2 separate regions of the Mus musculus genome follow, and region 1 is linked to region 2. The links are chromatin loops, found by intact Hi-C in ENCODE. Cell type or tissue: heart. All regions are shown on one strand. Links, peaks and the distances in the headings refer to the core of each region. The heading gives the core; the rest is flanking DNA. Region 1 holds the start of Rnps1 (RNA binding protein with serine rich domain 1). Region 2 holds the start of Abca17 (ATP-binding cassette, sub-family A (ABC1), member 17).

Region 1 (12,193 bases), core at 1,569-9,568, 63 kb before region 2:
CATAAAAATAAATACATCTTAAATAAAAAAAGGAGCAGACTGGGAGCTGAAAAATGTCTCTGCAGGTAAGAGGAACCAGGTTTGGTTTCTAGCACCCACATGGCAGCTCACAACTGCCTGTGACTCTAGTTTCTGGGGACCCAATGCACCTTTCTGGCCTGTGTGACAACCAGGCACACACATGGTATGCATGTATAAACACAGTTTAAAAAAAAAAAAAAAGGCTCCAGCCTGAAGCCAGTCATTCTCATTTCAGGATGAATACATACTTGCAAGAGAAACAATTCATCCATTATCCAAACATCACACTTTAGTATCATAGGAGAGTTTATATCCACAAACACACATTACACAGCAAGACCACATAACATATATAATGAAACAAAACCTGCATGCTATATTAGGGTCTTATCAACAACTCTAGGGTCTGTTTTCAATGTAGTTAAGACAACGTAGTCTTCCCTTGGGCAACCAGCTCAATTCAATTGGCAAGCTGCAGGAAGCAATGAAATCCTGTATGGAAAAGCTAGGCAGACAGCTCTTAGGGAGCCACACATACAGGACTACCCTCGCAGAAAAGTTGCTGTCATTCTCACTTCAACTGGGCTTGCTCACTAACGATCATCACACTGGGCTTGTCTCTCTTGGAAGGGACAGGGTCAAGGGACCCTCACTGGAGTATCCAGCCACCCCTCCAAACCAGTTGTAATTCTGCCCTATTTGCACAGGTCCTCAGGTCTCAGGCAAAGGCTTTAAGTAGGGGACTGTGGGGAGGGAACATTCACAGGGCAGTTACCACCCACATTCCTGCCAATTATCCTTCACCCACTGCACTGGAAGCCTGGTAAACTCACTGATTTCCTAGAGTGAACTTTGCTGAACTGGACCTAGGTTTGTTTGTTTGTGGGAACATGGAAGAGCAGATGGCCTTCACACCTCCCCAAAGGAAGAAATTTAACATACTTTTGGCCTTCACAACACACACGTGTCACCCCTTTCCCCCAAAGAAGTTCTTGGAGGGCTTCACAGTGAAGGAAGACATGGTTCCCTCTGCCCCACCTGGTACTGCTGCTTCCGCTTGAAGCACTGCGTCTCTTCCGAGTCTTATCTCTGCCACGATCCTTCTCACTTGACTCTTTAGTGGCCCCTTTATCTTTAGATCGATCCTTGGACTTCTCATCAGATCGGTCCTTGCGTTTGGTAGGAGAAGGAGCCCTGCATGATAAGATAGAATGTGAGGTTGCAAGCCCTTCTGACCAAACCCTGAGATAGCACAACCCAGTAGTGCGGTCCAAAAGGATTACTAACATCCCAGGTGATCACAGAGCAAAATCATCTGTGAATTAGGGCACGCACTGTAGAACAACAACAACAAAAATCTCCCCTTTCCTAGGGTCCTTAAACAGCAAGCACCCCCAAAATAGCACTAGAAAAAAATCTTACAGAGGATTACCTAGTGCTGGACTTTTTATTATTCTCTTTGACTCCTAGCAAGCTCTTCTTTTTCACTCCTGATAAATCCATTCTCCCCTTCTTCAAGGCAGCAATGTCGGCCTCACTTATCTGAACTCTCACTTCTAACTTGAGTCTGAGAAACGATCCCTAATCGATTGCAATTTACGCCAAAGAGCAGCCTAGTAACAAGATAAAAGGATTGAAATAGAGCAAACCAATTGACAAAGCATCAACTCTATTTTGCATCAAAGACCGTTGAGCACACAGGACAGAAGCACAGCAAACAGCAAGTGTCCACACAGCCTTGACACCCAGGGCCCTCATTAGCGCGCCATGGAGGCCTTTCCTACTCTTAGAGGCCACCTTAGGTTTTTTATTTGAGAAAGAAAGGCAAAATGTATTACATGTCTAAGGTACAGGCATATTAAGATTCTTCTTTGTTTTCCTTAATGAAGTGGGAGAGGTAATTGTAGCTACATTTGGTTTTTTAGGGCCTGTCCCACACTAGAGTTCACCAAGTTTGATGATGAACCAGCCACCTGTAGATGGCTTTCAAAATATTAGACACCACAATGGCCTCAGAGGAGAAAAACCCAGATTTGTCTTATTGGCATTGTTTTCTTTAAGGATACAATGAGTAACGAGTAGCTGGCACTTTGAGTGACAAGCATCAAAACATTACTCAACACAACACAACGTGCAAAACCTCACAGGAGAGCACTAAGACAGAACCGAAAGCTGGAGCGGCGGTGCAAGCCTTCAACCACAGCACAGGGGAGGCAGAGGCAGGCTGATTCAGAGCTATTCCAGGACAGCCAAAGCGACATAAAGAAACCCTGCCTGGGAGGAAAAAAAAAGAAAAAAAAGAAAAAGGCAAGAAAAAAAGTAAGACTGTCAGGTAGGTAAACCATAAACAAATAAGGGGAAAATGTGACTTGGTAGATCTAGTCAGCAGTCAGGTAGGCACAACTGTTGAAACCTCTGAATGGGTTGAGATCTTATAGGCAGTGTTAAGGGTTTAGCAATAATGCCACGTAACAGTAAGTACTCAACTAAAGACAGCTAATTCTCCCTGGGACTTCTCTTGGAGCAAAATACAAAAAAAGGCCTCAGGATACATCCTAACTCTTCTTCCTCACCTTCCTCAAGTGTAAGGCGAGAATACATCTTTTCAGAAACAGGGCCCTTCTAAATGCTGCTGAATAAGTCTAGCTCATGAGAACAGTTCCCTTCCACTACTTTGACAAATAGAAATGGCAAATGATTACCTATCTAGCTTCTTTCCAGGACTATATCTTTTCAGCTATCTTCCATGGTCTGGAGTAAGCAAGCAAGCAAGCCTGTGTTTCAGGCTTCAAGTCTTTTTTTTTTTTTTTCTCGAGACAGGGTTTCTCTGGGCAGTCCTGGCTGTCCTGGAACCCACTCTGTAGACCAGGCTGGCTTCAAGAAATCCACCTGCCTCTGCCTCTCAAGTGCTGGGATTAAAGGCCTGTGCCACCACTGTCCAGCTGTGGCACTCATTCTTAATTTTTTTTTTTTTTTTTGCTATCCTGTAGCTCTGGCTGTCACAGAGATTCCCCCACTTTTGTTTCCCAAGTGCTGGGATTAAAGCTGTGTACCATGACACCTTGCTGGGACTCATCCTTCCTGTCTCCTGAGTACAGGAACCAAAGGCTTATTCTATTAAAGACAAGGTCTCTAGCCCAGGCTGGCTTCAAATGTTCTATGTAGGATGACTTGAATCTCCTGCCTCCGCCTGGGATTATAGGCTTTCGATATGGAGCTGGAGACTGAAACCAGGGCTTTGTGCACAACAGGCAAAAGCATACTACCAAGTTAAGTAATCCTGACAATTAGCTCCCTAAACCTTGCTTGGCTAAATCAATCTATCAATCTGGCAAGGCACCCAGCTAAAAGCTCAGTGGTAAGTTTGATTTCTGGCTGCTTAGTTAACTGTGTTACAGCTCAGCTGACTTTTGGATGAGATCACTAAAAGCAGCACTGTCCATGAGTGTGAACCATGAGCACACCCTTTAATCTCCTTTCAGCCAAGTCACAAAAGTTAGTGAAACCTTTCTTATTTTTTTTAGAAACAAGAACTGGGAAATGAGGCTCTCGAGTTCAAAGGTCTGTCCTGGTCTACTTCCAGGACAGGCAAGGCTACACGAAGTAACACTGAGCCCAGTATACTCAACAAGACCTCTACCATTCACAAGTACTGACAGTCCAAAATTAAAGGCTTTTTCCCCCCTATTGAAACATGGTCTCACTAGGCAGCCCTGGCTAGCCTAGGTTGATCAAGCTAGCCTCAAACTCTGACTTGCCATCTGAGTGCTGGGATTAAAGGCAGTGTGTGGGTCCCAAAACTAGTTTTTAACAAAATGAACATTACCTTTGTAACATATAATCAACATAAAATTACTAAATTTCTTGTGGGTTTTCTATACTAAGTCATTTAAATCTGGTATGTACTTTTGGGGTTTGGGTTACTATTCAAGTGCTTCATACCAGTGACAAAGGGTAGAGATCACCCTTGTGCACCCGCACCCCGACCTGCTGGAATGTACTTTATGAAACAGGCAGAACCCATTGTTAAGCAGTCTACAAATTATGAACTGCGGCGTAAGCGAACTCTTTGCTGGGTGTGGTCGAGTGCTAGAAAGCAAAGGTGAGGGTCTCTGTTCACTCAAGCTCAGGTAACAGCTCAGGACCTTGGTCACCTCTCCCATCCTCCGGAAAGGTGTGCGTCCAACAGTCAGAGAGAGGAGAAAACAAATGGTTAAATCTCGAGCAGAGGGCGTCTTGGCAATCTGAAAGCACTCTCTACATATAAAAGCACATCGGAGACACAGTGCCTACGAAGTAACACAAGGTAGAGAAAGCAAGCCTCCACCACGTCTCTACCATCAACCATAACCTTCCCATATCCTCTCCCGCTGAGCTCCGTAACCGTGCTCGGTCCATCCTAGGACGGATCCTCAATGCCCAGAACTGAGAACTGCACACTGGATTCCGACAGACACTCGTGGAAAGAGATCTTTAAAGGAAACCAACCTTTTAGGCCGGCTCGCAATCTGCACCGTCCGCTCCGGCCACAGACATCGACCTCGCCTCCCACCCTCTTTCTCCACTCACTACTCAGGTCGGGCCCGGTGTGGCGAGCCTAGGTCTCCAGCCTGACAAGAAAACAAGAGAAGCGGCAGGGCTCGCAGCTGCTGGAGTCCTGCAGGCTAAAGCGGGTCGCCGCCGAGCGAACCGTGCGGGATCACCCTTCCGTCGGTGACCGCCTCGACCACTTCCGGGCCGCGGCCTCGACACCTCCCACTCCGCCCGACCTGAACCACACTCTCTCCTCGGGCTCTGTTCCTCGCCGGCGGGCCTCTGCCGCACTGAGGAACGCAACCGGCTCCACGATGCGCCCCGCCAAGCCTGGCAGAAGGTCCCCGGAGGTCGGATGCAGCCGGATTCCTACCCCGACTTACATCTTCCCAAGGCCGCCACCTCCTCCCGCTCTTCTCAGACCAGGACGCCGGCGCAACTTTGTCGTCAGAGGTGAGAAGCGGGAAGGCGCAGCCGTCGTCGCGCGACGATGACGTAAGCACACTCAGCCAATGCAAGTTAGCGGTGGAGGACTAAAGGACAGCAACTGTGTGTGGGCGGAGCGTCGTAGCGCCTACGGTCCCCCCCCCCGCCCCCCCTCCCCGACTGGTCTAAAGTTTCCTGGACTTGTTTTGCTCATTCTGAAGCGCGCGATGATTGGCTGACCGGCACCAGAGGTTTGTGCTCTTTGGCGCCTACCGGATCTGTGTGGATGGAGCTACTCGGGTTGCCTCTGCTGTCATTAGGATCTAAGGCACCCTGCTGAGGCCGCGTTATTGTAGTAAAGGGACAGGCTGGTACGGACGGTGAGTTCCTATGGTCAAGTCTCTGGTAGTTAGTGGTGATTGCATAGATATGGTCTCTGTGCTGGTGGGATACAGCTGACTGGGTGTAGCGGGCGGCCGATGAGGCCAGAAAGGAAAAAAGTTTGAGGAAATGTTGAAGGAGGTTTCTCCCAGGAGACATTTCTGACAAGAATGCGTGGGGCAGAAGGAACAGCAAAGGCGTTCAGGATCGCTGGGAGAAGAAGAGGCACGCTAGTCTATACCGGGGTTACGTCAGTAACTTCTTAGCAAGGACATAGAGGATCTGGTCTCTGCACGAGGCTAAAGAGTAGCACCCGCCGTAGTGCCCCGCCTCCCGACTTTGCCAACACATTCTTTTGTTTGTTTGTTTGTTTGTTTTGTAGCCCTGGCTGTCCTGGAACTCACTCTGTAGACCAGGCTAGGCTGGCCTAGAACTCAGAAATCTGCCTGCCTCTGCCTCCCAACTGCTGGGATTAAAGACGAGCGCCACCGCCCGGTTTGCCTAGCACATTCTTGCTCCGTTATTTGCGGAAGAAAGGGATATGCACACAATCCCCGCGGTTATCTAAGTAGATTTGAGGCAGGAACGAAGAAAGAGGAACAGAGCTAAGGTGAGCTTCAGGAGGAAGGTACAAAGGTGACTTAGATTTGGATTACATATTGCTGTGAAAGATAGGAAAGTGGCCAATGTGCACTTTGGTGATCCCGGAGAGATGGAGAGAAGAGATTATCTCGGTCCAAGGAGCTGGGTGTGTCCTGTGGGACAGTCAGGAAGAGGAGCCTGCTTCTGAAGTCTGCTTTCCTGAGGTATTCATTTTTTGGGGTGGGGTTAGCAGATCTAGACAGTTTGGTCTGGTACCCTTGTTGGATTTAAGATTATTTAATGTATAGGATATTAGGGATAAGCTGATTTTCTTGCATTGCTGTTGTGTCTGCTGTGGTCAGACATGAGTGGTAAGTGGATGCTAGCTGTTCTCTGGTGGAACGGAACAAATAAACGATGACCCTCACTTACATCATCCAGTCTGGGTTATTCACACTAGAAAGGCTGAGAGCCAGTAGCTTTCTAAGAAACTACATGTCCTTGTAGTCTTAATCTGGTGCTGAAATCATGGCGGGTTCCTGGTCTTCAGCACTAGTTGGAAGGCTGAAGAAGCTGGGCCCTGATGTCAGTGAAAGATGGCAGCAAAAAGGTAGACGGACTAGTGAGAGAAAAGCCACAAAAGCAAATCTCGCACTGCCTACAAAGACACTGGGAAGTGCTGGTCAGGTTCAGGTTGGGCCTTCACACTTAATCACAAAGCTCCCTCACCGGTGTGCCCCGAGGTGCGTTAATTCTGAATCCAATCAAGTTGACAACCAAGATTAACCATCTCAGTGGGTCAGAAGAGCAGTGGTCCAGGGACTTCAGCCGGTTCTTGTAGGGAAAGGGCCCTGTGATGATGTAGTAATGCTCACACAGGGAGCATGTACCATTCTGTGAAGATTAATGGTGTCTGTGATTAGAGAGGCTAATAGAGTTTTTGGTCCAGAACAGCACGGACACCCTAGAAACCCTAGAAATCTGGGGTCACCCCAGATGGCTGGTGAGGACCGAAGAAGCTGGGCTAACAGCTTCTCCCCTGCTTTTCCCCTAATGTTCAAAGTAATTTAATTTGGCATGTATGTAAGTATGTAATTTAATTTGGCACATGTGTAAGTTTTTTTTTTTAAGATTTATTTATTATTATATCTAAGTACACTGTAGCTGTCTTCAGATGCACCAGAAGAGGGCATCAGATCTCATTGTCTTTGGAAGAGCAGTCGGTGCTCTTAACCACTGAGCCATCTCTCCAGCCCACGTATGTAAGTTTTAACATAAATTAAATCTAAAGCATGATTTACTCAGAGGTGTTGATAAAAATTTGTTGCTAAGCCGGGTGTGGTGGCGCACGCCTTTGATCCCAGCACTCGGGAGGCAGAGGCAGTTGGATTTCTGAGTTCAAGGCCAGCCTGGTCTACAAAGTGAGTTCCAGGACAGCCAGGACTACACAGAGAAACCCTGTCTCAAAAACACCAAAAAAAAAAAAAAAAAAAATTTGTTGCTAAATATCCTGGGCTTTATAAATCAAGTGTACCATCAAGCTGCTGAGCTCTGAAAGCTGAGCTTCCTGGCTTTTACTATTTTGAGAATTAGCAGAAAGATTGTGAGAACTGAATCTTTGGACCCTTCTTTCTTTTCTTCCAAGAGTCTGAGCCTTACTTATCCCAGCATGTTGCTAACCTATGGAGGCCAAGATGGCTAAGGGCCACCAAGCTAGGATTTCCGGGGACCCAGGGTATCTGTAGCCCCAGTTTGCTGGAAGACACATGAATTGCTGGCCGCAATTGAGGGCATTTGAGCCTTGGTAAGTACTCTATGCTCCCTTCTTTCTTTTCTCAAGGTTCAAAGTCAGCCTGGTCCAGAGTGAGTTTCAGACAGCCAGGGCTGCTATACGTAGAAACCCTGTCTCAAAAAACAAAACAACAGGGGCTGGAGAGATGGCTCAGGGGTTAAGAGCACTGACTGCTCTTCCAGAGGTCCTGAAATCAATTCCCACCAACCACATGATGGCTTATAACCATCTGTAATGGGATCTGATGCCATCTCCTAGCATGCAGGTGTACATACAGATAGGACACTCAGATACTTAAATAAATCTTTTTTTAAATGCCATAATGCATAATAGAGAGACCCTGTCTCAAACAAAACAAAAAATAGAAAAAGACAAGCAAGGGCTGAGTGGGGTGGCTCACACCTCACTCCCAGCCCTTGGGAAGCAGAAGCAGGTGGATCTGTTTATTTGGTTTTGAGACAGGGTTTCTCTGGGTAGCCCTGGCTGTCCTGGAGCTTGTATAGAGCCTCACCAGGCTCTGCCTCCATATCCAGCTTTGAAGACTTTTTAAAGGCATATGTGCTATGGAAACTAATTTGAAGTTCTATAAATAAATGTTTCAGAGACTGGCTAAAAACATCGTTGCTTAGTGTGGTAGCACATGCTTTTAATTCCAGTATTTGGGAGGCAGGAATAGGGAGATCTCTGAGTTTGAAGGTAGCCTAGTCTCCAGAGAGTTTCAGGCTAATCAGGGCTACATCGTAAGATCTTGTCTCAAAACACTAGAGAAACTGGGGCAATGGCTCAGTGATTGAGAACACTTATGCACATAATGAGATTCATGCTCATCCTGGTGGGCAAAACTCATACATGGAAATAAATATTGAAAAAATTAAAACAATAAAACAACTTGTCTTTTGTTTTGTTTTGTTTTGTTTTGTTTTGTTTTTCGAGACAGGGTTTTTCTGTATAGCCTTGGCTGTCCTAGAACTCACTTTGTAGACCAGGCTGGCCTTGAACTCAGAAATCCACCTGCCTCTGCCTCCCGAGTGCTGGGATCAAAGGCGTGCGCCACTACCATCTGGCCAGGACCCACTTTTTATCTTGCACTAGTTCATACTGTCTGCCTGGATGTAGACAGGACCCACTTTTTATCTTGCACTAGTTCATACTGTCTGCTTGGTGTAGACAGAACCCACTTTTTATTTGCCTTTGGGCATTGTGATGATAATCAACTTGATGGGGTTTAGAATCACCACAGTAACATGTTTGAGTTTCTAGGTTGTACTGAGGTGAGAGGTCTGACCTGCAATTTCCCTTTCCCTTCTAGTGCCAGTGTCTGCCTTGGCAGACTGAGCTATGAGAAATGTGGGTGACAACATTCCACAGTCTAAGGTCCTGGACTGAAAAGAAGGGAGTCAAGGGTGAGGGCCAGCATCCTTACCTGCAGATGCGGCATGGCCAATCCCTCCTAGCTGCCAGGGCCACAGCTTTGTCCCTTTGTGCCCTTGAATCAGGAGCCAAAACACAGCTTTCCTTGAGTTACTTCGATCAAGTATTTTATCACAAGGAAAGTAATTCATGCCTAATCCTTCACTTCACAGCAGTGAATCCTGTAAGCTTCCTCTCTGCTAGGAAAGCCAACTCCTGCTTTTGTTTGAAACTTGGTATGAAAGCCATATTGGATGTGGAACTGGAAGGTAATGATCTAGTCCCATGACCCCTCCTCATATCATATGTATGACTCAAAGACTGGTCATGTCCCCTTATCCTTTATTTTTTATAGAATCACAATATGTTTAAGTGTATCCTCAAGAGATGACACTACTCAGCCCTGTAGTGGTCCCTGACAATCCTGTGGCCAGTGACTTCTTGAAGGCACAGAGCTAGGAACAGAGGATGTGCTTCAAGTCTGGCCACAGCTCTCTCTTGTGCTGCCGATGCTCTGTGGGATGACATCTGGCTCAGGATCAGATCAGCCCGGTCCACTGTCCATACTGGAAGGAACATTGACATCCAAGGATGCCTGTGCAGTTGCATTGGGAGCCAATGGTCTCAGCACCTAGTCATAGCCAGTATCTTCCCTTCATGAAGGTATTTGCAACTTTGCTGCTCATTCCTGGCAGCCTGGAAGTCCTTGTTGCTGCTCAACCCTGTTGGCTTTCTTTCCCCCCCTAGGGGAGCTTAGTGTCATATGTAAACATAGACAGGTCCCTGGGGTCTCTCTGGATAAGCACTGGAAAGAAGCTCAATCCCCCAGGCTAGCTGCAGTACCAGCTGGGACCAAGGCCTGTCTGTGTGCACAGCAGGATGGGGTCTGGGACTGTGGTTCCAGAGACCTGACTTCAGGAGTGGAAACCTGCATGCTGACTCCTGCCTGCAGGCACTGACAGACACACATGGTCCACTTTGTGCATATCACCTTGATTGTTTTTCATGTCCATCATAGAAAAGAGTGATTAAAAATGAAAGAAAGGAGAAACTGGGAGGGAGAGGACGCACGGCTAAGCACGATTTGCCCCTTCCACGCCTGGTGCTCTGGAGGCAGCAGAGCTCCTCACCGGCCATCCTCAGTGGTGGGGGGTTGTAGGTGGGCAAAGCTCAGAAAGACCTGCTCCAGGGAGATCTGGCTCACAGAGTAATCATCCACTCCATACTTCTCCTTGGCTTTCTCCAGGATACCAAATACCTTTTTGAAACAGAAAAGCTATTGGTGAGAGAGCCCAGGTCCCATAAGGCGAGTCCTCTGAGAATGGGAAGCTGGACCTCACTCTGCCATTGCCCACTGTTGTCCTAGAGCCCCTGGAGAAGTCACTCCCATGAGGGTAAACTGTGTCCCATCTCTGGGCCAGTTTCCTTGCATGCAAACTTTGATTTTCTTCCACCTCAAATATTTTACATACAAAACCCCAAACCCAGCCCATATCAGGGCGAGCAGCAGAGGAGAATTAGAATGACTCTACCTGAAAAGAACCTGGAGTTACCATAGCAGGGAGAATCCTACAAGTTCCTTCTTGGTCCCTGTGAGCACCCTGAGGGATTCTGGGGCCTGCACTCACCTTGGCCCAGCTGAGGTCACAGCCAGGCAGATGATAATGGACCATGTCTTGGTGCTCATCTTCTAGGATGCTGCCTGCAGAGAAGAGAGCAGGTAGGTCAGGTTGGGGATTAGGCCTGGGGTCCTTGGGGACAGGTGGGTGGGGCCCGGCCGGCCCAGCACCGTCACACACCTGGGAAGGTCAGGTCCACAAAGGCCTTGAACTCCTCTAGCGCGTCTTGCTTCCCCTCGCTCCGGACCTTGGCCTGCAGGGAGTAGCCGCTGCCAAACTTGCTCTTGAGGTGCTGTGGGCTGCCCAGGCACTTGAACTGGCCCTGTACCATGATGGCCAGCCTGGTACATAAGGCTTCACACTCCTCCATACTGGGGAAAGGGTGGAGGCCTGAGACAGTGCCGGAGGAGGCCGATGCCCACCCTGAATGACAAAGTCTTGTGCAGACAGGAGAGGATCTGTGCCCAGACCAGGCCATTTCTGATTCCCCGTGCTGAGAGTAACCACATGCAGAGCCTGGGGAATGTCCTAGCTGCACTAGCTGTTGCCATATCTTCTGCTCATCTGGTCCCATCCCAGCCACCCATTCTGGCTCTTCCACTGACCCACAGATGCCCAAACTCTCTACCTGTGGGAGGTGATGACAATGGCTTTGCCAGACTCTCGGGCCCGGGCTACAGTATCCCAGAGTAGACGCCGGGCCACTGGGTCCATGCCGGTCGATGGCTCATCCAGGAAGATGACTGCAGGCTCTCCAATGAGGGCAATGCCAGTGCTTAGCTTGCGTTTGTTACCACCACTGGGGGTGGATGGGTGACAGGCAGGAGGCAAGGTCAGTAATTAATACAAATACTCTTGCTCCCAGTCAAACCCCACACCCAAGGACTCTAGAACACCCGGGCTGAGAGAAAAGAGGTGAATAGTGCTGGAAAGCCCACTGCACGGGGCTGGAGGCCCTAGAGAGAGCTGGGACCAGGGGTCCTTGCATGGCCAGTCAGCTTGTCTTAGCAGGAAATGACAGGCAAGTGCCCCCATATAGTAAGTTAGTCTGAGACATCTCGGATGGTTCCGAGCCACTGACCTTGCGCTCTATAAGGGACCCTAAACTGTTTTGAGAAGGCCAGGGCTCCTCTCAGGAACAGAGGGTGAGTATAGGTCGCACCTGTAAGTCTTGACTAGTTTGTTGGCGTGCGGTTCCAGCAGCAGACCCCGCAGAGTATTCTCCACACAGGCATTGATGAGCCGCTCTGGGATGCCTCGGAGCCGTGCATACATAACCAGCATCTCCCTGCCAGTCATGTGATCAAGCAGTGCATCAAACTGGGGGCAGTAGCCCATCCGCTGCCGCACCTGGGTTAGAATATGGTGTGGGAGGGAACAGGTTAGAGAGCTCATCTCTCAGAGGACCCCCCTGGCCATGGTGCCTGCC
Region 2 (12,193 bases), core at 2,035-10,034:
ACAGAACTGACTCTCAGACATTGTCCTTCGATTTCCCCACCCAGGCACATATACACACTGCAGAAACAAAAGTAATAAAATGTGTCACAAGAGACTGACCAAAGCTTTACAAACTTCATAGGTATCTGGGAAGTGGTGACACAGGGTTCACAAGCTAGCTCGGAACTTACTGGCCAATTTAAAAAGGAGGGCGTGTGGCTTTCTTTCATCAAATGTCCAAACCCTGAGACCTCTAAAAAATTTAAAATAACAAATAACTGTGTGAAAGTAATATGTGAAATAGCCTTTAAAAAAAATAGGGGCCAGAGAGCTGATTCTGCAGCCAGGAGCACTGACTACTTTTGCAAAGGACCAGGTTAGGTTCCCAGCATCCATGTGGCAGCTCACAGTGTTCTGTAACTCTGGTTCTAGGTGGGCTGATGCAGGTTCTGGCTACCACGGGTACACATGATGCACATGTATACACATAGACAAACATTCATACAAGGAAAATAAAAACAAATCTTTAAAAAAGGTATAAACATATTCAGGCTGAGGAGATGTCACTGGGTAAACTGCCTGTTACATAAACAGAAGGACCTCAGTTCGGAACCCACGCACCCACGCAAAAAGCTGTACACGAGAATGGGTGTCCATAACCCAGTGCTGGAGTGGAAACCAATGGAGGATGGGGGCATAAAGACAGCCACACTAGTGAGGTGCAGGTCCAGTCACGGTCCTGTCTCAAAAAATGAGGTAGCAAGCAATAGAAGAAAACACCACAGTTGACCTCTGGCCTACACACACACACACACACACACACACACACACCCCACACCCCCCCACACACACCTCACACACACCACCACCACCCCACACACTACAAACATACACATACTACACATATACACACTACATATACACACCAACCACACGCCCATACCATACACGCACTATACTACACACACCACACACACCCCCCAACCACCACCCTCCACCCCTACCCACATACTATACACATACACCTCTGCACCACACACACACATACTACACACACAGACACACACTACACACCCACACCACACATACAAACACAAACAAAGACACACACCCCAACCATACATACCACACACACACACAAATACAAATCTATGGACACATCCTCCTTGAAAAAAAAATCTCTCCCTCACCAAACCCCCATACTCAAGGAAAAGGTAACAAGGCATGAGAATTAGAGCTTTCAAACAATCCATGCCAAACCCAGCATACTAGTGAGAATGTCTGAACATCGATGAGCTATGGTTAGTATCTCAAGTGTCCTCTAAAGACTCATATGTTAAAGGCAGAGTCCCTCGCTTGGTACTATTGGTAGAAATGTTAATAGGCGAGAGCCTGATAGGAGGTCTCACACTGCTGTAACTCCTTTGAGAACTCTAGGGATCCAACCATGGTGTCTGTAGCTTTCATCTGCTCCAGGTCCCTCACCACTGTGTGCTACCTTACTAAGCTTCAAAGCTACGGGCCAACTGGTCATGGGCTGAGACCTTTAAGACTACGAGCCAAAATACGCCTTTTAGATAAAAACTGCCTCAAGTATTTACAACAGCAACAAAAAGCTGATAAGCAGCATCACAAGACCCACAGAATCAACTAACCTGGGTCTATAGGGGCTCACAGAGATTAACTGCCAACCAGGGAGCCTGCGTGGGCCTGACGTAGGCCCTCTGCACATACATTACAGCTGTGTAGTTTGGTCTTCATGTGGTACCCTCTAACAGCAGAAGTAAGGGCTCTGACTCTGTTGCCTGCCTTTAGATCCCTTTCCTCTAACTGGGCAGCCTTGTCTAGCCACAGTAGGAGAAGACACACCTAGTTTTACTGCAACTTAGTATTCCAAGACTGCTTGATATCCAAGGACGGCTTCCCCTGTTCTGAAGGGAAAGGGAGGAGGGGCGGCCGGCAGGGGTGGGGGCGGCATGTCTGGGGAGGAAGGGACTGGGAGAAGAGAGAGGGGAAGCTTCAGTTGGCGTGTGAAGTTAATCAATGTTCAAAGCTGACAAGCATAAGATTGTTAATAATTATATTCCGCTACCAAGGGTGCTATCTGAGTGTCACATCTGCAGATCTAGGCCAAAAACCATTCAAGGCCAGAATTTGTGCTTTTCCTTTTTCCTGCCGGAATCCACCCAGAGTATTTGCATGGCACGTAAATGAGCTCAGACCCAAGCGCAGGTCTGTGCCCACGCAGGTGTGTCCTGTTTATTTGTACACTCAACAGCAGTTGGTTTCTGAAACAGACAGACCTAGAACCAGGTTTCAAATGCTAGGGACACATGAGCCTGACCTCAGAGCTTTCAATGTACAGGGCTTGTTTATGCTATAATTCTTTGTCTTATTAATAATGTTGGAAGATTTTAATCATGTTAACTTTACCTCTTATCTCTCTTGTGTGTTTGAGACAGGGTTTCTCTATGTAGCCCTGGCTGACCTGGAACTCACTCTGTAGACCAGGCTGGCCTCGAACTCAGAAATCCGCCTACCTCTGCCTCCTGAGTGCTGGGATTAAAGGTCTGTGTCACTATCACAGGGCCTCACCTCATGTCTCTTTAAAAGGTCCATACTCATCTATGTTTCTAGATTCATTTGTCAGGATTCACTATCAGATGACACACACACACACACACACACACACACACACACACACACGAACACACACACTCTCACGGACACACACACAGACACACACGGACACTCTCAAACTCTTTTCTACACAGCAGCACACAAGAGGAAGCACCGGGATGACCTGTTTACACAGTGGCCTTTATGTGGCTTGGGTGAGCCCAGCCTGCAAACCACAGCTTCTGTTCTAGAGCCCGAGGAAGCCAGGTCTAAAACTGGGTGATCCATTCTGCAGGCCCAGGTAGAGAAGTGCAATTTCTGGAACTCATCGTTGCCTGCTTTATCCAGAGCTGAAAACAGTGGGTCTCCTTAGAAGCTCTTGGTAAGAATCAGCAAGGTGTATTTTAGGCGAAAGATGTGTCCCAAAGCAGGCTCTACAAAAAGAATTCTACAAAATGCGTGCTGTTGCTTGCTTTCCTGCCTAATTCCCATGCTACAGCCCCGGTCCCATTCCCTGGATAGCCAGCTTTTCTGCCCTCCTAGGCATGGGGAGTGAGGTCATGAAGCAACAGGCGTCCCCAGAGAGGTAACCATGGATGTTCAGTAACAAGTGCAGCAGCAAGGAGCTCATTACAGCTTCTGCAAAGGTGACCACTGGCCTGTTGACGCCAGGCCTTGTGCTATTCCCAGGGAATGGCACTGATGCAGGAATGGGCCACAGGCCTTTCACTCCACACACAGAATGGGCCTTCACCACGTCAGTCTGTTGAGAGTATCATCCAACACACTGCTCTAACTGATGAGACCCTATCATTTCCTAGCCTACTTCAGAGCCAGGCCCTGTGAATGCTGCCTCTGATAAGGAGAAGTTCTTCATCTTAACTGCAGAGCAGAACCTTCTAGAGGTGTTTTCAGATAGAAACTTCAGTCTGAGGCCTACCCATGAAGACTGTAGGCTCTGGCTGGGCACATGAACATTTCTCTGGAACAACTCTATCTTGCATTCTCAGTTCAGCTCTCCTACTCCTTTAGACACGGGTGGCATCTATTCTGGATGTGTCCTGTACCACTTAGCCCATTCTTTAATAAAAACCAAACACGGTATTTATTTCTCTGTGCTGTGGTGGGGGGCATGCATGTACCATGGTGTCTGTGTGGAGGTCAAGGGCGACTTGCTGGAGCTGGCCCTCTGTTATCTCGTGAGTCACTGGGATCTAACTCAACCTGTCGGGTTTGATTGTTAGACACCTTAATTCACTGACCCATTTGGCCAGGCCTGCTTCTGATTGAAGCCACTTTCTTGTGAGTAAATTAGTGCCATTTGAAGATCTCTACGGGCAGGGATCATCTAGTGACTCAGAATCATGCCTGGAGCCTTGCGCATTAGAAGACTGATGAACGTACCTGAGAGTTCTAGAATGTGGCTCTAGGCAGACTCAGTGTATCAAAGGAACCCCCTGCCAATTGCCAGAAGCAGGGCTGAAGGAGAAACCATAAAGCCCATAAAGGCCAAACTAAGGCCTTCCCAGTTAAGACCAAGTCAAAATAGTTTCTATGTGACAGCCTGGTCAATGTAACAGGGAAAGTTAGTGGCTTGTTAAGAAGAACTCCAGCTACCTGGTCATGCTCTGAAAGGCTGTTCTGTCAGAATGGTGGAATGCCGCCTGCCCTAGAGGAAGATATTATCTGTTTGCAAGGGCTCAATTCAAACCAATGTGGGTGAGGGGGATTCCCATGACACTCATTTTTTTAAAAATCAACTTTTCCTCTCCCCACCCTGTCTCTTACTTCCCACGAGGCAAGCTTTCTAAAATGGTTTCAGTCTTTTCAAGCTTACAAATGGCAACACCAAACAAAACTCTCTGGATGAAATAAGGCTGCTTAGGAGACAGGGGCAGAATTCAGTTCCTTAAGCCTTGCCTGGGTCTCCACATTGTTACTACAAAGCCCCAGTCACTCATTGGGAGAGCATTTCCTGAGTGCTCCTCACGTTACAAACACCAAGTCCCTATTTATGATACAAGAACCGTTCAGGCCTGGAGGCAAAGGGACAGACAGAAATACCTTTTAAGACAAAGCCCAAATGGGCCACACACAGGGAAAGCTCAAGCGTGCAGTACCAGGGACCTGACCCCCAGGCTGGAGCCCTGACCCCCAGGAACTAGTCGAAGTTCGGGGTCGGTCATTCTGAGCACCAACACCAAACACCGAGACACTTGACCAGAGCACAGTTGCTGTAGTTGCTGTGGTTCCCCCTTCCGAGTTCTGTATTGCACATTGAGGGCTTCGCCAACTTCAACCCCTATCAAAGCATCCCTTGAACCCTACGTTAAAGTTCATGAAAACGAAGATGCTGAAGCTTGAAGAACTGGGAGGAATTCCATCCAGGACCAGCACTGGCCGGTTGAGCCTGGAGCATTCCGCCGGCCTGCTGTGTCGCAGCCCGCAAAGCGCCTGAGGGCGGCGGCTGTCTGTCCACCTGCCAGGCCCGCACAATAGACCCCGTAACGACCCAGCGGTCTGTGCGGGTTCCTGCGAGCCCCGCGACCCCGCTATAGCGGGGACACACCCAGCATGAGGACGCCAAGACAGCTACACCTGCAGCAATACGAAGGGTCAGTCCGCGAGCCCGCAGGTCCCGGCGATAGGCAGGGGCTCGGAGGCCCCAGGTTGGGGCGCTGCCCGCTGGCAGAGTGGAGACCCGGGCAAGGACGGGAAATCTCAGAGCCCCGAGCTAGCGCGCGAGTGACAAGTCCTAGTGACACTCACCGACCCTCAGCGCCAGGGTGGCGGCGGTCTGCGCAGCTCTCTCGCCAGGTTCCCTCCCTTAGACTCCCGGTCCTGCTCCAGCCTTGCTGGGGCGGTTGCGGCCGAAGCTGACAACTGAGGCGGCGGGGCAGAGAGGAGGCGCCTGCGACAGGCGCGGGTGGAAGAACGCACCAGGAAGCTCCGGCTCCTGGAGGGGGTGGGGGGGCGCGTCGGAGCGCGCGTGCGCACTGGGCCGCCCCTGCAGGTGCCCCGGGTTTGCCCCCGGCCGGCTCAGCCTCGCCTAAGCTCTGGATTCAGCGTCTGCGCAGTGCCTGGCACATGTTGCCCAGCTCCGACAGAGGGCGCTCTGCGTAGCGCGTGCACCCCTCCCAGTTCAACATTCCGGATCGTGCGTCTGCGCAGTACTCCACGCAGGTCTCACCTCCAGTGGGCAAGCGCTTGTAGGGTGGGGTGAGCGTGCGTGATGGGTTGCCCCTGCGGGTTTTCTCCGCATCCGCCACTGATCGTGCAGCACGCCCTTGCTCGCGTCCAGCAAACAGTAGGCGTTAGTTTGGGGCTCTGAGCCCCGGGGTCGCTGGCCTGAAGCTCATCTCTGGACAAATGTGTTTCAAAGCAGTTGAGGCTGTAACATCAAGAATCTCACTTTCGCAGCGGGATTCAAGTTCCTCTTTCTCTTCAGGGCTCTCTCCCCATCTCACTCTTGTCACCAAGAGAAAGTGCTACTTTCTGCTCTCAGCAGGAGGAACCCAAGCCCTAGTGAGGTTAGGTCTAGGAACCTTTCAGAGGCGACAGCCCACAGCTAGGAAAGGGAAAGTCACGGTCCAGCCCAGCAGCACCACTAGGAGAATACAGTCAGGGTGGGAGGGGGTTCTCAGGGATCTGGGTCTCCTCAGGCAGAAGGCAGGGCGTCGGGGTCTCTTGGGCGGTAGAGTTTCCTCGGACAGGAGATTGGGGCGTTAGGATTTCTTCAGGCAGTAGACAGGCATGGAGGTGGGAGGGGGTTGTGGTTCCTTCAGACAGTAGGATGCGAACATCTGTGTGCCCTCGGCCCAGGCAGGAGGGAATGGCATTGGAATCACAGGTTGCTGCAGCTTGGGCATCCGCGCGGCTGGCCCGGGAGAAGCGGGGTTGAGCGTGGGCGTGGCCGTGTCGCGGGGCCAACAGTCGTCGAGGGCGATCCAGCGGGTCCTTCAGTGCCCGTGGCCACGGACAGGGTGCCTGCGGTGAGTGAGGCGCAGCCCTCCCCGGATTCCGGGCTGCGGACCAGACCTGCCTAGCCTTAAGGTAACCCTGGGATCGTGACTTCCGAATCAATGCCAGTTACACTGTGGTCATAACCTCTCGCTCTCTAGGGTCCTGTATGGCTAACCAGAAGATGGACTCCCTAAGAAAAGAGCCCTTGCCTGGTACATGGTCAGTTCCCTGGGGTCCTAGAACACCTTGTCCAGAAATGCTCTAGTCAAGTTTGCCGAATAAAGGGAGTCTCAAAGACCTGGCTTCAGGTCTTGAGTCCTTCACTAGTGTATTCAAGTCATTGTATTTTCCAGAATCTTAATTTCTCATTCCTAAAATTGAAATGGTAGTAATAGCGTATTCAAAGGTTGCGGTTCCCCCACAACCACCACTTTTTTTCCAAAGTGAAATGAGAAAAGTGCATGCTTAAGGGATTATCATCATGCCTGGCACTTAAATGGCAGTATGTGCCTGTTGTAACAAGCATGTAGCGGTGTGTGTTGGGGGAGATGGGGGGACAATTAAAGCAAGGTGGGGATTTGGATTATTGGTGTGCTGTAAACATCTCCAAAAGACTTTGTCCCCAAAGACTTTCTCTCCATCATCCTTCCAACCCAAAATGTCTCTCCCATTCTCTATTTCATGATAGGAGGTGTATGAATCTGGCTGACTGGAACTGGACGTTAAACTTAATCGCTTTTCTTTCAAAACAGTACTTGCCATTTTCAACTTAAATTCTTTAGTCCTTTCCAAACCTAAGCCTAGTTCTGCAGAACTAAATCTAGGAACAGAGCTGGGTGACTTAGAATTCCCTTAGGCAAAGGCGAGGTTGAGAGTATTCGTGATGCGTGTTCCTCAGAATCTCACAAAGTAGGTGTCTGGTGTCAAAGTCTCATTTTATTGTGTATTGAGGAGTACAGATGAAACTGGTAAAGGAAGTATTGAAACAGCCATCTAACACCAAATTCAAAGTCCTCAACAATGTATTGTTAGAACTGAATATATTGTTATTTGAAACTAATGTAAACACAATCACACGGAAATGTGTGTACATCATTGACTATGACAGTGAGTTATGTAGGCTTGTTCTATTAAATATCCAGGCAGCACAGAAACTGTAGCAACACTGCCATAGTGGTCTTTGTGTGAATCTCTATCTTGCTTCAAGTGTAGTTTGCATAGCTTTTAATCATCTAGAAGTTTTAGAGGTGTTTCATATAGATGATTAGTATATTCACAAATTTAAAATTTAGCAAGTATTATATAAATATATTCTTCAAATTTTAAAACAAAAGGCCACTTTTTTTATAACTGCCATCCTCTTCCCATGCCATTTGTTCAGTAAATACTCTCTCTATAATTTTGTACCTGTTTATGTAAATATATAGATTTATCTATAGATGTAAATTGGACACGTGACATTTGCATCTCTCTCTTCTCTCTCTTTCTCTCTCTCTCTGCCAGATGTCCCACCTTCTAATCTGTCTGAGCCCATTGGCTAAACAGCATTATTTTACAGACAGGAATACTTTCACACAGTGCACAAGAGATTTTCTCTGCACAGTTCTTGTGGTACTCAAGTTCACAGCCACACTTTTGGCATCCTGCCTTAGGATATAAGTTCTGTGTGTTTTCTTACCATTGTGGTACAATCTGCATGAGCTGATGAAACCACAGGGACCACTGCCAAAGCTTGGCACAGCCAGAGCTTGGTGCTATGTGGACTTTCAGCTTCCAAAGCTGTAAACCTCTTTTACTTATTCTCATACGTTTCATTATAGTAAGACAAAACCAATACGATGATTTGAAGGTTTTTTGTTTGTTTGTTTTTTGTATTTTGAGACAGTTTCTCTGTGTAAACCTGGCTGTCCTGGAACTCACTCTGTAGACCAGGCTGGCCTTCAACCCAGAGATCTGCCTGCCTCCAGAATGCTGGGATTAAAGGCGTACACCACCACCACCCAGCTGTTTTTTCATTTGATGTTTGTTTGTTTGTTTGTTTGTTTTTAATATAGGTGTAGCTTGTTATAGTGGCACCTCCTAAGTACTTTATCCTATTTTAATATTTATTTTACTATTTTTATGTGTCTGGCTGGTTCTTTCTCACTCTTTCCCTCCCTCTGTGGTGTGTGTGTGTGTGTGTGTGTGTGTGTGTGTGTGTGTGTGTGTGTGTGTGTGTGTAGGTACGTACGTATGTACATGCATGTTTGAGTACCTGCAGAGGCCAGAAGAGCATGTCAGATCTTCTCGAGCTGTAGGTGCAGGCTGTTGTCAGCTGCTGCACGTGGATGCTGGGACGTGAGCTTGGGTCTTCAGGAAAGCAGGATGGACTCTTAAGTGCTAAGCCAACCCTCTCGTCCACAGATCTCATTTTTAAAGGCAGGGTCTTTCACTGAAATTGGAGCCAATTCTCATATATTTCATTATATCTGCCTGCCTCTGCCCCGCTAGTGCAAGGATGGCAGGCATGTGCTGCCATGCCTGACTTTCACATGGGTACTGAGGACTGAACTAAGGTCCTGCAAGCATTTTCCGCAGCAAATTTTTAATCCACTGAGCCATTTCTTGAGCCATCTCCCCAGTCCTGAAATAAAGAACATTTCTTTGCTTAAATATGCTAAGAAGAAAAATAAACATGAAAAGCAGATGGAGGTTGTGGTGAAGGAGTGTAGGTGATCTGACTCGAACTCTGTTGTTCTTGTCATTGCACAGAAAATAAGTTGCAAAATGGCAAGATCAGACGCCATGTTTGTGCTGCCATGGCTCTTGCAAAAAGTCAGGCAGGGCAAGGAATGATAAGAATTGAGGGGGTGGGGCTAGAGAGATAGCTCAGCGGTTAAAAGCATTGACTGCTCTTCTGAAGGTCCTGAGTTCAAATTCCAGCAACCACATGGTGGCTCACAACCATCCATGATGAGATCTGACGCCCTCTTCTGGTGTGTGGTGCATCTGAAGACAGCTACAGTCTACTTACAGATAAGAAAAATAAATCTTTGGGTTGGAGAAAAAAAATCAAGGGGGTGAAAGGGTGAAAGGTAGCAAATTCTGGAATATTCCAAAGACTGGACAAATAGGTTTGTGACAACCTACATGTACACTTCAGAAGAGATCACCATAATTAATGACCTCTAAGACGGGAGGTGAAGGGGTCGGCAATGACTTGTTTTAGGAGGACCATGAGTGGGCCAGGTCTGTTTTGAGGTAAAACACGGTGGGGGTGGGACAGATATCTCGCACTTGAATATTTGGGAAAAGAAATTGAGTCAAGTCCAAGCTAGAGAATGAAAGTAGACATTGTCCAAACATACCGGAGTCCATCAACACAGAGTGAAGTCATCTGTGGAGTGAGTGTTGTTGGCATGGAAAGGAGTCCAGAGACTGAGCCCTGTAGTACCTTAATGTTTACAGGCTGAGGAGAGGAGGAAGGGTCTGCCCAAAAAGGCCAAGAAGGAACAATAGGGAAAAAGATAAGTAACGAAGGCGCTTTCCAAAAGCCCACAAGAAGAAAGCTAATAAAGAGCGAAAGAAATCTGCCTTTTTTATTTATTCGAGACAGGGTCTCACTGTGTGGCTCTTGTCCTGGAATTCCTTATATAGACCAGGCTGGCCTTGAACTCACAGAGATCCTCCTGCCTCTGCCTCCCAAGTGCTGGGATTAAAGGTGTGTGCCACTGAGTCTAGCTGAAAGACTACTACTTAACATTAACATTTTCTCAGTTTGTTTCCTAACTAGTGTTGAGCTTCTTCTTCAGCTGGGAAAAGAAAAATGGAGGTGTTGAAGAAATTAAAACTCCTTCTCTGGAAGAATTTCATCTTAAAGGTAAGGAACTGCTTACCTGGGGGGAAGATGTGGGTCCTCGGGAATAGCTGCATAGTTAAGTAAGTTTCAGTCTTCGTTTCTCTTCCTGTTGCTGTGATAAAACACCCCTGACAAAAGGCAACGTGAAAGAGAGAGGGTATGCTCTGGGTCACGGCGATTGTGGGAGGAGCTTGAGGCAGCTGGTGCTGTCACACTGACTAGGAAGCAAAGGCCAGTCTGAGAGCCTAGCTAGAGAATAGCTCCGCTCACAGTAAGCAAGTCTTCTCATCCCAATTAACAGACAGTAATCTCCACAGGCACACCCAGAAGCCTGTCCCTGAAGTGATTTTAGGTTCTTTCCGCTTCACATCACAGTCACTAATATTGAGTTGAACAATAATGAACTTTCGTTTAATTCAGCTAATTCTCAGGCAGCCCCTGTTGTGATGTCTAAGCCACTAATGGTCTAGAAGAGCTAAACAGAGACGCTTGCTCCCAGTCGGCCTTTTTTCCCCTCGTCTGAGTTTTGTGTAGGGAGGCGAGAGGAACGGAATGAGGGTGTTTGTTTTTTGAGGTAGGGTTTCATACATCAAAGGATGGGCTCGAACTTCCTAAGAAGCCAAGGATGGCCTTGAGTTTCTGATCTTTCTGCCTTCAAAACTCTTGGTTTATTCAACACTGGGGATCATGCTTTGTACATGCCAAGAAAGTACTAAGAAGGTCTGTCCAGCCCAGGGTTTTAAGTAGTACACTTGCTAGGTAGATGGTTACACTTGGGTTTTGTCTGCTGTTAACACAGCTGTTGTTTCTGTTTTAGAGGCGGAAGACTCTGATAACTCTCCTGGAAATGTTGATGCCATTACTGTTTTGTGCAATTGTATTATATCTCCGTTTGAATAGTATGCCAAGAAAGAAGTCATCTACCAACTACCCGGCAGTTGATGTCAGTTTACTGCCAGTATACTTCTATAACTATCCTCTGAAAAGTAAATTTCAGTTGGCTTATATCCCTTCCAAAAGTGAAACCTTAAAAGCTGTCACTGAAGTGGTGGAGCAAACCTTTGCTGTTGACTTTGAAGGTCAGATATAAGATTGCGTAGGGTGGGCATTTCTATCTTTTCTTTTTGTTTCCCTATGTGTCTTATTACATTTATTTCTCGTGAATGTGAGTACGGGATGTGTGTATGTGTGCATGCCCTGCGCATGAGTGAGTGGAGGGTGGAGGACATCTTGCCAGCGTCATTTCTCTCCCACCCAGGGGTCCCGGGAATTTAACATTGAACTCAGAGGTTGTCAGGTTTGTTGGGGTCATTGTGCCATCCTGGGAAGGCATCTTTGTTTTGTTTTGTTTTGTTTTGTTTTGTTTTGTTTTGTTTTGTTTTGTTTTGTTTTGTTTTGTTTCTCGAGATATGGTTTCTCAGTGTAGCCCTGGCTGTCCTGGAACTTACTCTGTAGACCAGGCTCTGCCTGCCTCTGCCTCATTTTTATAGTGTGGTTAGAAGTTTTTGTCCTGAGAGTTCTTACAAAAGTGTTTCAAAATCTGGGGACTGTATGAGGCGGTGGTTGAAGGGACGCAGCCCAGGCTGCAGTTTGTTATCCTACAGAGACTTGTATACTTGCATACATGCCTTTAAATGCTAACGAAAATATTAAATGTTACTTATATTAACTCGCTCTCACGACACTATATTTTCTATTAGTCAGTAGCTCTGATTGGCTAATTTTTACATTATTAGTTAGGGTTTCTCTTGCTGTGATGAGATACCATTACCAAAAACCAAGCTGTGGAGGAAA

What was found. Peaks named below come from ENCODE experiments on the same cell type or tissue, not always from the same donor. Only the 100,000 strongest peaks of a DNase experiment are listed, where the experiment ranks them.
Region 1: it touches region 2 in a loop (4-fold over the local background); 2 of 42 quality-filtered maps call a loop at or near these places.

The regions. Positions count from the first base shown.
Region 1 is chr17:24,407,479-24,419,671 of GRCm38, reverse strand. Abca3 (ATP-binding cassette, sub-family A (ABC1), member 3) reads right to left here. Exons shown (of 33, transcript NM_013855.3): 29 at 11,927-12,114; 30 at 11,393-11,563; 31 at 10,945-11,135; 32 at 10,774-10,847; 33 at 9,468-10,403. The coding sequence ends at 10,272. It overlaps Rnps1 (RNA binding protein with serine rich domain 1), which reads right to left and starts at 4,997. Exons shown (of 9, transcript NM_009070.2): 1 at 4,938-4,997; 2 at 4,510-4,631; 3 at 1,454-1,634; 4 at 1,060-1,215. The coding sequence starts at 1,524. It overlaps D330041H03Rik (RIKEN cDNA D330041H03 gene), which reads left to right and starts at 5,159. Exons shown (of 6, transcript NR_033554.1): 1 at 5,159-5,360; 2 at 5,744-5,971; 3 at 7,098-7,205; 4 at 7,589-7,747; 5 at 9,319-9,414; 6 at 9,501-10,191. In heart, for the core only: CTCF peaks have their summits at 5,854 and 7,128 (motif pointing right); a DNase peak (open chromatin) is centred at 5,091; H3K4me3 peaks cover 3,162 bases; H3K27ac peaks cover 2,325 bases.
Region 2 is chr17:24,345,426-24,357,618 of GRCm38, reverse strand. Abca17 (ATP-binding cassette, sub-family A (ABC1), member 17) reads left to right here and starts at 6,560. Exons shown (of 31, transcript NM_001031621.3): 1 at 6,560-6,651; 2 at 10,334-10,420; 3 at 11,217-11,478. The coding sequence starts at 10,367. It overlaps Abca3 (ATP-binding cassette, sub-family A (ABC1), member 3), which reads right to left and starts at 5,596. Exons shown (of 33, transcript NM_013855.3): 1 at 5,368-5,596. In heart, for the core only: no CTCF peak of the experiment used is centred there; DNase peaks (open chromatin) are centred at 5,668 and 6,608; H3K4me3 peaks cover 2,530 bases; H3K27ac peaks cover 2,216 bases; H3K27me3 peaks cover 2,483 bases.